2 separate regions of the Homo sapiens genome follow, and region 1 is linked to region 2. A link is a loop called in an ENCODE intact Hi-C map of the cell type or tissue named here. Cell type or tissue: PC-9. All regions are shown on one strand. Region 1 overlaps VAV2 (vav guanine nucleotide exchange factor 2). Region 2 overlaps VAV2 (vav guanine nucleotide exchange factor 2).

Evidence for each region. Peaks named below come from ENCODE experiments on the same cell type or tissue, not always from the same donor. Only the 100,000 strongest peaks of a DNase experiment are listed, where the experiment ranks them.
Region 1: a loop joins it to region 2, with 5 times the contacts of the local background. A loop is called at or near these places in 2 of 110 quality-filtered maps.

Annotation. Positions count from the first base shown.
Region 1 is chr9:133,963,816-133,971,815 of GRCh38, reverse strand. All of the region lies in intron 1 of VAV2 (vav guanine nucleotide exchange factor 2), which reads left to right. Among named protein-coding and RNA genes, the nearest start is that of VAV2, 25 kb to the left of the region's middle. RefSeq lists enhancers at 3-886, 887-1,771. In PC-9, no CTCF peak of the experiment used is centred here; a DNase peak (open chromatin) is centred at 4,605.
Region 2 is chr9:133,871,940-133,879,939 of GRCh38, reverse strand. All of the region lies in intron 2 of VAV2 (vav guanine nucleotide exchange factor 2), which reads left to right. Among named protein-coding and RNA genes, the nearest start is that of VAV2, 120 kb to the left of the region's middle. RefSeq lists enhancers at 2,538-3,271, 3,272-4,007, 4,793-5,992, 6,989-7,489, 7,490-7,990. In PC-9, a CTCF peak has its summit at 3,549; DNase peaks (open chromatin) are centred at 5,429, 5,519 and 6,339; H3K4me3 peaks cover 1,037 bases; H3K27ac peaks cover 3,979 bases.

The DNA of each region.
Region 1 (8,000 bases), 92 kb before region 2:
CCTGGCCGCCTCCCCATTGTGATTCAGGACCCGGGTGGTGCAGGTGGCCCCAGGCTGTGGGTTTTGTTGACAGCTGGGGACCCGTGACTGGCTCAGCCCACACCCTGGACCAGCTCCTGGGGCCCCTGTCCTGCCCTGCTCCTTCCCACGCTGGCCTTGACCCTTCATGTCAGCAGCCTCCACATGCTGGCCATGGTTGTCCTTTGCAGTATGAAATGGGTGGCCTGGGCAGGAGGCCAGTGTCACAGTCACGACTCACCTCCCCAGTGGAGCAGCTCAGGCCCCCCAGCCTTTCTCTGGTGTTGCCGTCTGGTGGCCTGGGAGGGGTGGGCTGGCTCCTGGGCTGCCCCTCTGTGTGTGTGTGGGCCGTGGGCCTGGCCAGGACAGTTTCTAGGCTAGAGAGTCATTGGCGTAGAACATGTGGCCCCCTCCTGGGTTCCTGGGGCACAGTGGAGTCACCGGTCCCACGGTGCCTGCTTGCGGCTGCCCCTGGGCTGCCGTGGCGACCCAGATGGTGACGATCAGGATCAGTTAAACACCGAGGGGCCAAGTGGGTCTGACCCCCAGAGGGCTTTCCCTGCCCCCGACAGGCCTCACAGCAGCAGTTACGACTGTTCCATCTGCAAGCTTTGGAGACTGAGGGTCAGAGGGCACACGGACTCTGCCTGACTTCGTTGGGGGAAGCGATGGTGGGAGTGGAACCCGGGGCTTCCCGGTCCAGACCTTGGTGTCCCCACTCCCCGCAGGAGGCACCGCGGGCTCCTGAGATACTGTGACTTGCACCTGTAATATATATATATTTTTTATTTCAAAAAGGAAAAGATAGAATTTTCACACACCATTCCCTTCTCATGCAAATGAACCTTGGGAGAAATTGGCCTGTCATCTCTTTGGGTGTATTTTGTGGTAATTTAGCTGCTTAAACGAAACATCTGTTAACCAGGGAGAGCCAGGCTGTAGATTAAAGCAAGAGTACAGAAGCCGTTTGCATTTACTGTGATTGAGGAGTGGCCTGCTAGTTCAGGGCTGCCCTGCAGATGGACAGACGAGACCATTTGACACGAGAGGCTGTGGGGCAGGTGACAGGCCCGAGGCTTTCTGCTGCCTGCCCCTGGGGCCTGAGGAGAGGCAGCTTTCTTGTTGGTAGCTAGGCCAGAGGCTGGGGCTGGGCTTCGAAGTTGGAGGTGCTGGGCCAGCAAGGCTGGGCCCAGGGAAGGAGCCACCTCCATCTCTGCAGCCCCACATGTGTCTGTCAAAGGGACCAGGTACACCAACCACAGGGCTGTGGGTGCCGTGGACAGCCTCGTGATCGCCACTGCCACGCCTCTGTGGGCTCCTCTGTAGAACGGGCTGTGGGGGTGGTCAGGTGAGGTCTGGTGAGGTCCCGTGAGCCTCGGTGGCCTCGTGTGGGCCAAGGTCCCTGGCTCCCAGCAAGCACCGAACGTGGTGCCATCCCCCAGCCTCCGCTTGGGAAACTGCCTTTTTACGAGACTTGTATTTTCAAGACATGGCGGGCGGGGGTTTTCCTCACATCGCTTGCTGTGTGGGGTCATCGGGTGGGGCCCTTCCCCAGGCCTTCCTGTGCCCAGGGAGCTGAGGACCTGGCACTTGTGAGTGATTGGCCCTTGGGGCAAGGGAGAGATGGTTGAGACTCGGTCTCTCCTTCAAGGAGTCCTGCAGAGTCTGAGGGGAGCGGGAGGAGTGTGGCCATTGTGGGAGCTGTTGAGTGGGCAGGGAGGGTGGAGGACCAGGATGGCAGGAGCAGCGGGTGCTGAGGCCAGGGGGTGCAGACCACCCTGCACGTCTGGGGGGTGGCAGGAACTCTGAGTCACTGCCTTGAAGGCTGCAGGGAGGCAGGGCCGGCTTCATCCTGGGTGTGCCAGGGAACCCTGGGCAGGGTTGGTGCAGATGTGGCGTGCTCAGATTTGGCTTTGGAAAGCTCCACTGTGTCTGCACTACAGGGACACCTGGAGAGGGAGGCCTGGAGCCCCAGAGGCTGGGGCAGAGGCAGATGGGGGTGTCCAGGCTGGGGGGTGGGGAGAGAAGTGGGAATGGAGAGAGATGGACGGCCCCGCTGGAGCGCAGGAGGAGTGGGTGGGCTTGGGGTGGATTGGACTTGGGTGATGAAGAGGGTGCTCTGGGGTCAGGCTTGAGCAGTGCGATGGACAGTGGGGCTCATCTGGAGTTGGCCCTAGGGGTTCAAGTCCCCCACTGGCCAAGGTTGCAGGGATGTCTGGGTTCTCCCAGCAGCCTTCCTGGAATCCGCTCTGGTCAGGGTTGGGGTGTTTCAGCTCCACCCCTGAGGTTCCCTGGTTGGCCTCAGGCTTCTTGTCTCAGTGGTGCTGATGCTGGTTGGTGTCCAGGTTTGCTGGACTTGAAGGTGGGAGGTCAGTGGTCTTGGTGGGTCTGGCCCCAGCCTGGGAGTGACCAAACTTAGCAGCCTCTGGCACTGTCAGATCCCTGGAGAGAGACGTCTGATTGGCACAGACTGAATTCCAGATCCTCCCTCCTTCCCTGTTCGTTGTATTCTCTACCATGCCAGCAGCGCAGCCGTGAGAAGCCGCAGTTCATCCGGCAGGAGGGAAGCAGGTGCAGAGGCTCGTCCTCGCAGGCCCGGCGGGCACGGTGGAATCCAGCTCTCGTCCTCGCAGGCCCGGCGGGCACGGTGGAATCCAGCTCTCGGGGGAAGTGTGAATCCCGGCATGTGGGATTCATCTCAGGCAACTAGACGGCTTTCACCGACACCCGGCCAAACTGCCTCAAAACCCAAAACAGTTGTCTCTTATTTTTAAGTGGTTTTTGCCTGTGGAAAGAGTGGTTTTTCTTAGAAAAGGGCACTGCCTTAGATTGATTTTTGGGGGACTCACTTATTGCTATTGATCTGTTAAAGCTTTAATCGGGAAATAGCCTCGTGGTGGTTCTCAGTGAGGCACATTTGCTGCAACCGAGGGTGGCTGTGCTGTCGCGAGCCGCTGAGCCAGCCAGCCGGGGGTCTCGAGACACCCTCCAGATCTGAGCTGGGGACAGGGCCCTACCCCGGCAGGTCCCAGGAGTGAGCCCAGGGCTGACAGAGGACAGTGCCATGGTCTGAAGCTGCACGAGAGGCAGAGGCCGATGGTGGCTCTCTCTCCCGGCTACAAGGCTCTGTGATGGGTCAGTGTGTGGCTGGAGGATGTCCCCAGGCAGCCCCAGAGCCCGGGTCGTGTAGGCTCTAGAGGACCGGCAGCTCTGTCCAGGCCCCCGGGGATGGCCCCATGGGTAGGGACCCTGGGGACCATGGGACTGGCCCCGAGCGCGTTTCTCTTCCTCTTCATGTTGCCTGGTGCATGGGTGGTACCAGAGCTTTGACAACTGCATCTCTGAGCCTCTCTTGCCTTTTGGTGGTGTTTTTCCCCCCCACAACCTTTTCAAATGTATTATTTATTTATTTAATTGGTACATAATAATTGTACGTTGTTTATGGGGTATGTGTGACACTTTGATACACATATGCCATTGTTTATGGGGTATGTGTGACACTTTAATACACATATACCGTGTGTAATGATGAAATGAGGGTCATTAGGATGCCCATGATCCCAAACATGTGGCATTTCTTTGTGTTGGGAACATTTCACGTCCTCTCTTCTAGTTATTTTGAAATATGCAAGAAGTTATCGTTAACTGTAATCCTCCTGCCGTGCTTCTGAGCACTAGGACTCGTTCCTGTCTAATTGCATGTTTGCCCCCATTAACCAATCTCTCTTCACTTTCCTGTCGCCCCACCCAGTCTCTGATGTCCATCATTCCACTCTGTCCCTCCATGAGGTCAACTTTTTTAGCTTTAACATATGAGAGAGACATCATATGATATTTAGGTTTTTTTTTTTTTTTTTTTTTTTTGGTTATAGAGTCTTCCTCTGTTGCCCAGGCTGGAGTGCAGTGGTGTGATCTTGGCTCACTGCGACCTCCACCTCGTGGGTTCAAGCCATTCTCCTGCCTCAGCCTCCTGAGTAGCTGGTACTACAGGTGCACACCACCACATCCGGCTAATTTTTGTATTTTTAGTAGGAGATGGGGTTTCACCACGTTGGGCGGGCTGGTCTCAAACTCCTGGCCTCAAGTGATCCACCAGCCTAGGCCTCCTAAAGTGCTGGGATTATAGGTGTGAGCCACTGCACCCGGCCCATATGATATTTAGCTTTCTGTGTCTGGCTTTTTTCACTTAACAATGACCTCTAGTTCCATCCACATTGCTGCAATGACAGGATTTTATTCTTTTTCATGGCTGAATAGTATTCTATTGTGTATATATGTCACATTTTCTTTATCCATTCATTCACTGATATTTAGGTTGATTGTGAATAGTGCTACGGTAAAGGTGGGAGTGCAGATATATCTCAAACACTGATTTCCTTTCTTTTGTTTACATGCCTGGTGGTAGGATTGCTGGATCAGGCAGATCTCTTTTTAGTTTTTTGAGGACCCTCTGTACTGTTTCCTATAGTGGCTGTATTAGTCTACGTTCTGACCAGCAGTGTACTAGTGTTCCCCTTTCTCCACATCCTTGCCAGCATCTGTTGATTTCTTGTTGATAATAGCTATTATAACTGGGGTGAGATGGTATCTCGTTGTGGTTTTGGCTTGCATTCCTGTGATGATTAGTGATGTTGAGCATTTTTTCACATGCCCGTTGGCCATTTGTATGTCTTTTGAGAAATGTCTTAATAACAGATTATTTACCCGTTTAAAAATCAGATTATTATTATTATCATTACTATTTGCTTTTTTTTTTTTTTTTTGAGACAAAGTCTTGCTCAGTCACCTAGGCTGGAGTGCAGTGGTGCAATCTTGGCTTACTGCCACCTCTGCCTCCTGGGTTCAAGCAATTCTCCTGCCTCAGCCTCCCAAGTAGCTGGGATTGCAGGCGCCCGCCACCAAGCCCAACTGATTTTTTGTATTTTTAGTAGAGACAGGGTTTACGGTGTTGGCCAGGCTGGTCTCAAACTCTTGACCTCAAGTGATCTGCCCGCCACGGCCTCCCAGAGTGCTGGGATTACAGGCATGAGCCATCGTGCTCGGCCCTGCTATTAAGTTGACTTTTTTTTTTTAAAGTTTTAAATTTTTTATGTTTTTTGAGTCAGGATCTTGCTCTGTCACCTGGCTGGAGTGCAGTGGTGTGATCACAGCTCACTGCAGCCTCTACCTCCTAGGCTCAAGTGATTCACCTCAGCCCCCAAGTAGCTGGGACAATAGGTGCGTGCCACCACGCCTGGCTAATTTTTGTATGTTTTGTAGAGACGGGGTCTCGCCATATTGCACAGGCCAGTCTCGAACTCCTGGCCTCAAGCCATCTTCCCGCCTCGGCCTCTCAAAGTGTTGGGATTATAGGCATGAGCCACCTCGCTGGACCGAGTTCTTTATGTATTCTGGTTATTAAAAATCCCTTGTCGGATGAATAGTTTGCAGATTTGTTCCCCTATCCTGTAGGTTTTCTCTTCACTCTGTTGATTGTTTGCTTTGCTGTGTGGAGGCGTTTAGCTTGATGTAATCCCATTTGTCTATTTTTCGTTTTGTTCTGTCCGCTTTTGAGGTTTTACCCAAAAAATCTTTGCCCAGACCAATGTCCGGAAGCATTTCCCCAATGTTTTCTTTCAGTAGTTTTATGGTTTTGGGTCTTATGGGTAAGTCTTTAATCCCATTTGATTTGATTCTTGCATATGGGGAGACATGGAAGTCTAGTTTCATTTTTCTGCATATGGATATGCAGTTTACCTATCACCATTTATTAGAGATTGTTCTTTCCCCACTGAATGTTCTTGGTGCCTTTGTTGAAAATGAGTTGACTGTAAATGTGTGGATTCATTTCTGGGTTGTTTTATTCCATTGGTCTAGGTATGTGTTTTGTTTTTATGCCAGTATCATGCTGCTTTTGTTGCTGTAGCTTTGTAGTGTGTTTTGAAGTCAGGTAGTGTGATGCCTCCAGCTTTGTTGTTTTTGTTCAGGATTGCTTTGGCACTTCAGGGTCTTCTGTGTTTTCAATATGTATTTTGGGATTGTTTTTTCTATTTCTTTGAAGAATGTCATTGGTATTTTGATAGGAATTGCATTTAATCTATAGATATTTTGGTAGTGTGGTCATTTTCAAATTATTAATTCTTCGAATGCATGAACATGGGATGTCTTCCATTTTTGGTGACTGCTTGAATTTTTTTAATCAGTGTTTTACAGTTTCTCTTGTAGGGATCTTTCACCTCCTTGGTTAAATTTATTCCTAGAAATTTTAATTATTTTGTAGCTGTTATAAATGGTATTGCTTTCTTGACTTTTTTTTTTTTTTTTGACAGTCTCGCTCTGTCATCCAGGCTGGAGTGCAGTGGCATGATCTTGGCTCATTGCAACCTTCATCTCGTGGGTTCAAATGATTCTCCTGTCTCAGCCTCCCTAGTAGCTGGGACTATAGGTTCCCATCATCATGCCTGCCTAACTTTTGTTATTATTATTTTTTTTTTTTAGAGATGGGGTTTCACCATGTTGGCCAGGCTGGTCTCAAACTTCTGACCTCAGGTGATCTGCCCACCTTGGCCTCCCAATGTGCGGTGATTAGAGGCATGAGCCACTGTGCCTGGCCTTTCTTGATTTTTTTTTTATTCTGCTAGTCCATTGTTGGTGTATGGAAATGCTACTGTTTTCTATATGTTAATTTTGTATCCTGCAATGTTACTGAATTTGTTATCAGTTCTAGGTTTTTTTGGTGGAGCTTTTAGGGTTTTCTATATCTAAGATCATGTCTGCAAACAGGGACAGTTTGACTTCCTGCTTTCCAATTTGGAGGCCCTCTATTTCTTTCCTGTGTTTAATTGGTCTGGCTAGCACTTCTAGTACTACGTTGAATAAGAGTGGTGAAAGTGGGCACCCTTATTTTGTTCCAGTTCTTAGAGAAAAAGCTTTCAGGTTCTCCCCATTCAGTATAATGTTAGCTATGGGTTTCTCATGTATGACCTTTATTGTGTAGAGGAGTGCTCCTTCTGTACCTAGATTTTTGAGGGTTTTTATCCCAAAATGATATTGAATTTTATCAAATGCTTTTTCTGCATCTGTTGAGATGATCATATGGTTTTTGTTCTTCCTTCTGTTGATGTGATATATCATGTTTATTGATTTCTGTATGTTGAGCCATCCTTGCATTCCTGGGATAAATCCCATTTGATCATGGTAAGGGGTCTTTATATTGTGTTGTTGGATTTGGTTTGCTAGGATTTTGTGGATGATTTTTGCATCTATGTTCGTTAGGGTATTGGCCTATAATTTTTATGTTGTGCTAAAATGTATTTTTCATTATACATATATGACATCCATTATAAAAAGCATACGCATGCAAAATTATATATGTTATATACATAAATATGTGTATTATATATATTTATGCAAATGTAAATACATATATTTGTGTGTATATATTTGTACAAATGTAAATACATGTATTTGTGTGTGTGTGTATATACATATGTGTATATATATATATATCAGGGCTCACTGCAGCCTTGAACTCCCAGGCTCAAGCCATTTTCCTGCCTCAGCCTCCTTAGTAGCTGGGACTACAGGCGTGTGCCACTGCGCCTGGCCAATTTTTGTATGTTTTGTAGAGACAGGGTTTTGCCATGTTGCTCAGACTGGTCTTGAACTCCTGGGCTCACATAATCTGCACCTTGGACTCCCAAAGTGCTGGGACTACAGGCATGAGCCAACATACCTGGCCTATTCATTTATATATATGTATATATATGTATATATATATATATATATATATATATGAATGAATAATTTTTTTTAAAGTTTACTAGTCTTCTTATCACCTAGAGGAGAGCTATTTACATTTAATTGTGGTCACTCCTGTTTGATTTACAGAACTGGGCTGTGCTATACTTTCCATTTAGGACTCAGCTTTTCTCATATCCTTGCCTATCCTAAATGGTTTTCCATGTACTTTATTTCATTGATTCCAAGATGACATAGTTTTC
Region 2 (8,000 bases):
CCATTTTGGGAAGTCCCTTGATGGGCCAGGATTAAGCAGTCATCAAGGTAAAACCGCTTGGAAGCAAATCTGGATGCCAGAGCTTCGTCTGCGGCCGGTTTCCATCTGTTTCCATAAACACAAAGCACCGGGGAGGAAAAATCACTTTAGACTTTTTTCCTGCAGGGGCTCACATTGCACAGATCGGACTTGCAGCTCGCAAGGCGGTAGGGATTCTCGGATAGGTTCTGCTTTGGAAGGGAGAGCAGGTTCTTGGTGGTTCATCTGAGCCAGCAGTGCTGTTCGTCCTGGTGTGTGCGGCTTGTTGCTTAGATTTGCATTTGGCAGAGGACTCAGATGTGCACTTGGTTGCCCTGTGGGTCTGTAATGTCAGGTGCTCAAGGCTGTGGCAGTGCCCCGGGGCCACCTACTGATCGATGCCTTCTTATAGGAGGCTTGCCCACATTTATGGTGAGCCTCTGACACACACTTGTCCATCCTGCAGGCCTCAAGGTGACAGCAGCCCCTCCAGAGGGCCTTCTCTGATTCCTGGACATCTCCTGCCCCTTGCTTTGCTTGATTAGGGACTCTGCTGGACTCCCCTGCTTCCCAGCTGCTCTGTTCTTTACCCTGCGGCATTGATCACACCCTGCTGGTTCCTTGGAGCTCCAGAGGTCACCCTAGCACAGTGCTTGGTACGCAGCAGCTGCTCAAAGTGTATTGCACACCTGAGTGAGGAAGCAAGAGCCCCCAGAGGGCCTCGTTACAGAGGAGGGCCTGGGGCGCAGAGAGCTCCGGCACTGCTGCGAGTCTGCAGCTGAGACGGGGTCCAGAGCCAGGTTCAGCAGCACAAGCCCGGCCCGGTCCCCTCTGGAAGACTATGTCACAGGATGCCTGGGATGGGGGCGGATGATGCCTGGGGAACGGGGGGATCCTGAGGAGACACCTCCCTGCCCCTGCCCCACCATGCTCCTGCTCCATGGAGTCAAAGGCTGGATTTGTTGATCTCTCGAATGGGGCGACCCGACCCTGGGGAAAAGGTTTCTGCCCCTGCGGAGGAGCCTGGCATATGTGCAAAGGAGGCCAGGCTGCCCGGGCCGAGGGCGCTTCCACTCCGAGTGCTCAGCTGCTGTCCCTGGCCCCTGCCCCCACTGCCCACAGCTTTGCACACCCATTGGAAACCCACTGGCTGGATCGGGACCCCCTGGTGTGGGTGGCGGGGACGTGGCCACTGCTTGGGGGATCCCCCTGCGGTTGTGACTTCCTGGGAATCCTCCTCCTGAGACGGGCGGCAGGTGGGGTCAGCAGGGATGGCCTCTCAAAGGTTAAGCTCTGTCCTGTGACAGACATGCACAGAGGACTTGGCGGTGGTGGAGGTGGGGGCTTGCATCTGCAGGAGGGGCAGCAACGATGATGGTGACTGCAGCGGGGCAGCCGTGGGCAGTGTGTTGTCTCCCTTACTCTTGCGGGTGCCGCTGCCCCCATCTCACAGCTGAGGAAACCAAGACTCTGCCTCACTCACCATGGGCCACCTGGCTGGGGATGGATGGGGAGCTGCGTTGGCCAGATTCTGAACAATCTTAGTGCTCAGTTCGGTCAGATCCTTTCAGAAACACACAGCCTCGATCGTGCTTGGGTCGCAGTTGGCTCTGTAGTGCGTGTGGTTCGTGTGAGGCCTTCCTTGTGTGGCTCCTACGGCCGCAGAGGTGCCAGCAACCTGTCCCTGGCCTCTGAGCCTCCCCTGGCTGCCACATGTCAGCAGAGGTGCCTGCCCCGTGGTACACCCGGAGCATCTGTGAGACGCAGGCCGGCGGAGAGTGCTGAGCTCAGCCCTACGCTGAGACTGGCAAAGAGACTTCGCCTGCTGAGCCTAAGGGCCTGGGTGGGCCCCACACCCTCCTTCACCGTCAGACAGCCTAGGGGAGAAATAGTGGGGGGTGTCGGGGGGCCAAGTGCTTTCCCAGGCCCTTCCAGGCACTCCTGCGGGAGTTCAGAGCAGGAGCAGGTGTGGAGTTGACGTCGCAGAGGAGATTCACGCACCTTCCTGTCCTGTGTTAACGCTTGCACTTAATAACCGAGTTACTAAGTCATCGCTTCAGAGATAAGGGTAGACACTGGAAAGTTATTGCCGTAGTGTTAGAGATACAGTTATTAGTCCCCTTCCCATTAAAATGGCCATTAATTAGGGAGGCCAGTGAAGCCACTGGAAACCCATCAGCCCCTCCAGGTGATGGCTACTGTCACCTGTCCCCATTAGCAGACTGGGAACGTGCAGTGGATGACCAGGCCATGAGAGGGGGGTTCTGGGGTGAGGCTCAGTCGGGAGGCTGAGGCCTTTCCTTCTGGGTGCTTTCCCTTTAAGAGCTTGCATCAGACCATCTAGCTGATGTGTGCAGGTGACCACTCTGACCCTCAGTTTCATCATTTGACAAGGGGCATAGTAACATTGACCTCATTGGGTGGTTGAGGATTCATGGAGGCAGTGGGGTAACTTTTGAGCCCAGAGCCGAACGTGTCACCCAGAACACAAGCACTGGCTCTTCCAAGAAGGTTCCTGGCAGTGTGATGGTCCCACCCTGCTTGTGGGCAGTGGCTGATTTTGGGCTTGTCCGCCTGGCCAGTGGATTGCTGTGTGTCTGGGGTGTGGGTCCCAGCTTTGTGGGCTGCATCTTGGCATCGTTGTGCAGAGTGTGGAGTGTGCCAGTTACCTGCTGGGGAAGAAAGGCGCTGGCAACTGTTTGAGGGCGGAGGGAGCCTCTCCTCGTACAGCCAGGGCATCCCGAGGCCAGAGGAAGGTGGCAGAAGGGGGTCTAGCAGGCCGGGCGGGGGTTCTGTGGGAAACAGAAATGGGGTGGTGGTGGCTCAGATAACCACGTGCCTCTCAGCCTCCCCTTTCCCCAGGTGGGTGGGGAGGGAGACTCGGGGCAGGCAGCGACTTGCTGAAGGCCACACCAAGGGTTTAAGCTCAGCCTTGCCCAGACGCCAGCCCTGGCATCCCCTGCCTTCCCCTCTGTAGCTGGCCACTGTGCGTCCAGACCCCGGTGGCCAGCCTCCCCCATTGTCCCCGTTCTTCAGGCCAGCCCTTTCTGTGTCTCCTGGCAGAAAGGACAGAGATGGTTTCTCTCTTCCCTGCCTCACCCCTGCACCCAGGCAGCCTTGATCAGCCTTTTAAACAGTTCTGGCTGTGTCCTCTCTGGCTGTGTCCATCCCTGTGGCCTCCTGCCCAGGCCTTCCTGCCATCGTGCACCTGGCCTGGTTAGAAGACTCCTTGGGGCCGCCCCCCTCCCGCGGTCCTGCCTTCCCTCCACCCAGTATCCTCTTTGCAGCCTGAAGCATCTCTCAAACACCAGCCTGACCCTGCACTCCCACTGCCCCAGGCGAGGCCAGCTCCTTGGCCCTGTGTCCGACAGGCCTCCGCTCTTTGGTCCCCTGTGTGGCCATGGCCGCTCTCCGGGCCTGTGCGTGGGCTCTGCCCCTGCACGTTCTCCTGGCCTTGGCTGACTGGCTGCTCTCCCTCAGTCCCAGGGGGCCTGCCTTCCTTAGGGGAATAGTCTTTGCTCCACACCCACCCCGTCCCTTGCCCCCTACCACTCTTGTCTCCACAGCGCCTCTGCTGGCAGCGGTCAGTGGTGCTGGGCGTGGGAGCAGGGCGTGCCTGAATGGGGCCATCCCAGGGGAGATGCATGCTCCTTTCCAATATTGTATTAGTCAGGGTTCTCCAGAACAGCAGCGCTGATAGCATATGGATAGATAGGAAGATTTAATACCAGGGACTGGCTCACACGATCCTGGGGGCTGAGAAGTCCTGAAACCAGCTGCTGTGAAGCTGGAGGTCAGGAAGGCTGGTAGTGCAGCTCCAGTCCTGATCCGAAGGCCCAAGACCCAAGGGGCCTGATGGCGTGAGTCCCAGTCTGAGCCCAAAGGCCTGAGAACGACGAGCGTCGATGTCCGAGGGCAGGAGATGATGGCTGTGCCCGCTGGGCAGTGAGTGAATAAGGCCTTCGTCTGCCATCATGACCTGTTTGGGCCCCCGCAGTTGGGTGAGGCCCGAGGGCACGGGAGGCGTCTGCTATACTCGGCTGCCGACTCAGATGCTGGTCTCCTCTGGAAATGCTGCCCAGCCACTCCGGAGGTAATGTCCTACCTGCCCTCTGGGTACCCCTTAGCCCAGGCAGGATGGTGCCGTAGCATTAGCCACATTAGCCATCACAAACGTCAATTCATTCTATAGCCTCTTGTGCTAGAGGGGACTGGAGCGGGGGCCTCGCGTGTGTTCCTGCGGTGTTTCTCAGCAGGTCCTGGCGCAGGGCAGTTGGTAGCTGAGCTTTTGAAGGGACTGGCAGGGTCAGTCCTGCCGTGCGCTGCAGTGCCGGGCAGTCTGTGCCTCCAAGGGGATCGCCTGTTTCTTTGCTACTTTATCATAGGCCTGCGCCTCCTCCAGGCAGCCCTCACTTCGAGCTGCTCAGACTCTCTGACTACAATTCTGGGTTGCCCAGAGCCTGCCTTTTGTCTGTGGGGCCCCCTCTGCCTGCTCAGGGCCTGCCCTCTGCCTGATGAGCTCCTTAGCCGGCAGAAGGGTGGCCTGTTCCCATCAGCTGTGGATAGCTCCCCGGGGCTGTGGCGCTGGGCTGTGTGGTGGGGGCAGTTGGCTCTGTGAAGCCAGGCCAGGCAGTGGCTGGGGACTGGGTCTGGCCTTGGCACGGAGGGTTCGGCACTCGGCTCTGGCCCTGTGAACCCGGGTTCCCAGCCCACCCTGAGTGACCTCCTGAGCCCCGGCTTGCACACACGTGACCTGAGCGTGGTGAGAGTTCAGAGCTTGGGGGCAGTGAAAGAAACGCAGGTGATCCCGTGAAGCGCTCAGTCTGGGGTCTGCAGCGGGAGAGCCTGTGATTCTGTTTTTATGGTGACCGTCCTCATTCCCACCCTTGTTCTTTCTGGGGCTGCTCTGCCCCGACTGGCTATGGGGCCTTGGATGAGACGCACCCATTTCTAGACCCGTCTTCTCTGTGTGTAAGGTGAGGGTTCTGGACGCATGTTTCCCCCAAGGCCTCTTGCAGCTCGGACCATGCACAGCGCCTGGCTCCATGAGGCCTCCACGCCCCACTTCCTGCCTGGACAGTCTGCAGTTGTGGGCTGGGGAGGGAGATGGATCCTAGGGTCCCACATGGGAATCTGCCTGTGTAGACGCCTGTGTTCCAGCCCCTTGGTTCACTGTCTCCACCTCTGGGAAGAGGGAAGGGTCCAAGGAAGAAGCAGCGCAGGAGGTTCTTGGAGGGGGCAAGACATCTGTGTAGAGAGTGGGGTGGTGTGGGGGAGGCCAGAACCCCTCCCTCCTGCCCTTGAGGTGCTGTTCCCATAACCCCACCTTGGCCTCAAGGTCTGGGCGGGTACCTTGAGCTTCCTGTGGGATTCTTGTACCTTGGAGGCAGTGACTCACGCGCTAGGCAGCAGATCTGTGTCATGGTCTCCGGCCTTGCCTCTGATTAAAGAGGGACTGATGCGGCTCGTCTGCAGCCTGGGTCTGGGATGCCTCCCACACTGGAACCCACCTTTATCCCCGCTTTTTCCTGGTGGACAGGGGAGGGAGGCGCCATCTGTGCCTGGCTCCTGCAGCCACAGCAGCGCTGAGTGATGCCCAGGAGGGGCTGGGGAGTGTCTCTGGGAATGAGAGAGCAGCATTCGCAGACAGTGAGTGGCCCAGCCTGCCCAGCCAGTCTTGCTGGGACAGGTTTACTGGCCTTGCAGGCTGCAGGCCCCCACTCAGAAACCTTGCTTTCATGCCTGGAGGCTGTGGTTTGTCCCTCAGCTTCAAATCCAGGATGGATAGCCGGCCCTCCAGGGCAGGGCGGCGTGGAGAGCCGGGCTCTGCTGCCAGAGGCACCAGCTGTCTGCCCCAGCCCCGGTGACTCCTCCTCAGAAAGGGGAGAGCCACAGAACCATCTCGTGGGGGGTTTTGAGGGAATAAAATGAAATAAACCTGGGAAAGATCTGGCAGGCAGGAGGCCTAGACGGTGGTTAGCTGTCCTGGAGGACGCCGTGTCTGGGAGAGACGAGCCTCAGGCTCCAAACAGGAACCCCTCGTTCTAGGCTGGGCCCTGCCTGGAAGTTGCTGGGTGGGCTTGTGAAGCTCTTGCATCTTCCCAGCTGGGTTTTAGGTTTCCCATCTCAAAATTGGAGAATTTGGACCAGATGGCTGCTAAGCTGCTTCCATGAAGGACGGGAAATTCCCCCCAACAGCCCCTGACCCCCGACTGATTCCTGTAGAGTTTCCTGGTGGGGAGCAGCTGCCGCCTGATGCAGCTGCCTCATGCAGCTTGCCCAGCCCTGGGACACAGGGCTTCCGTGCTGGCATTAGGAACAGTGGGCAGTCAGTGTTCAGGGGACCTGAGGCTATTGGTCCAGGCGTTTCCCAGGGCAGTGCCGCTCCTGTCTTGGGTGCTGATTGCTTTCACAGGCAGCGTCTGCCCGGAGCACTGTGCAGAGACAGCTGCAGAGGCCAGTGTCTTCAGCAGGGGCATGGTGACCAGCTAGTGACTCCACCGTGAGCACAGTGGGACTGGGAGTGTGGCAGGACGCCCTTTGCCATCTGTATGTCTTGCGGTTTCCTTATTCCACACACAGGGAAACCGAGGCCCAGAGAGGAGTGGCTGAGATCGTCCGTGGCAGGCTTAGGACTTGATCCCAGCTCTGGCGTAATGTCCTGGTCTGAGCCTCTGTACTGTTTTGCTCAGGATCTCAGATTAAATTGCAGCTTCCCTCACATGCCCAGCACAGAGCAGGCACTCAGCTAACATGTGAGCCCAGTTGCTGTTGTGTGTTTTCCTGTCTTCCTTCCTCCCTCCCCCACCCCCCCGCCCCCTCCCTCTGTCGCCCAGGCTGGAGTGCAGTGGCTCAAGCTTGGCTCACTGCAACCTCCGCCTCCTGGGTTCAAGCAATTCTTCTGCCCCAGCCTCCCAAGTAGCTGAGATTACAGGTGCACACCACCACACCTGGCTAATTTTTGTATTTTTAGTAGAGATGGGGTTTCACCACGTTGCCCAGGCTGGTCTAGAACTTCTAGCTTCAAGTGATCTGCCTGCCTCTGCCTCCCAGAGTGCTAGGATTACAGGCGTGAGCCACCCCCTTGTGTGCTTTTCTGTCCACCCATCTGCCCCGCTTCTTGAGCGGTAGACTCTGTCTTAGTCAAGAAGCTCCCAGAGCCCCATGGTTGGAGTGGCCGCCTGGAGAGGACGTGCTGCCCCGGATACTCCACCAGCTTACGCCTCCTCCTGTGCTCCAGGAGGCCACCTGGGCCCACTTCTCCCTTCCAGCCTCTTCTCTCCCCGGGTCCCAAGGTGCACAAAGCGACTCTGACCCCCGGGGCTTCCCTGCCAGCCTTCCTGCCTCTGCTCCAGGCTTTGGGTTTCCTCTGGAGGTGTCGGGAACTGGGCCTAGGACCCCGACCCTTCAAGCCGAGGAGAGGCTGTGCCCCCACATGCTGGTTGGGGCAGCTGGGCCAGTGTAGCTGACTGCAGTGGGGAAAAGACGGTGCGCGGAGTGAGGACGCCATCAGCCCTTTTCCTCTAGCCTGGCCACACCATGGCAGAGAAGAGGGGGAAGTTAGACTCGCAGTCACCCACCCAGCACAGCCATGGAAACATGGAGGACGTGGGTGCTGGGAGCCGAGCATGCAGGGAGGAAGCCAGGGCTTGCAGTTTTCTTTGGGGCTGGCCCCTGCCCCTGCCCCTTTCTTCTCTTCCCTCTTGGGGTCGGCCAGGTCACTGACGCCCTGGTTCACATACGATCAGTCTCCCCACATCCCTGGCCCTGGCCAGTGTCCCGTTCACAGCTATGCCATCTCTGGGGGCTTCTCAGCCACCCCCTTGAGGAGCTCACAAGGATTTTCAGGTCTGCCCTCTGTGCCAGTGCCTGAGAGTCCTGGATGTGATTCCAGCTGGGAGAACCTTCCAGACTAGAATCCCAACATTTCATTCCCAGTGGGGCAGACACTCAGAGGAAGGGTGGAGCGATGACCCCATGGA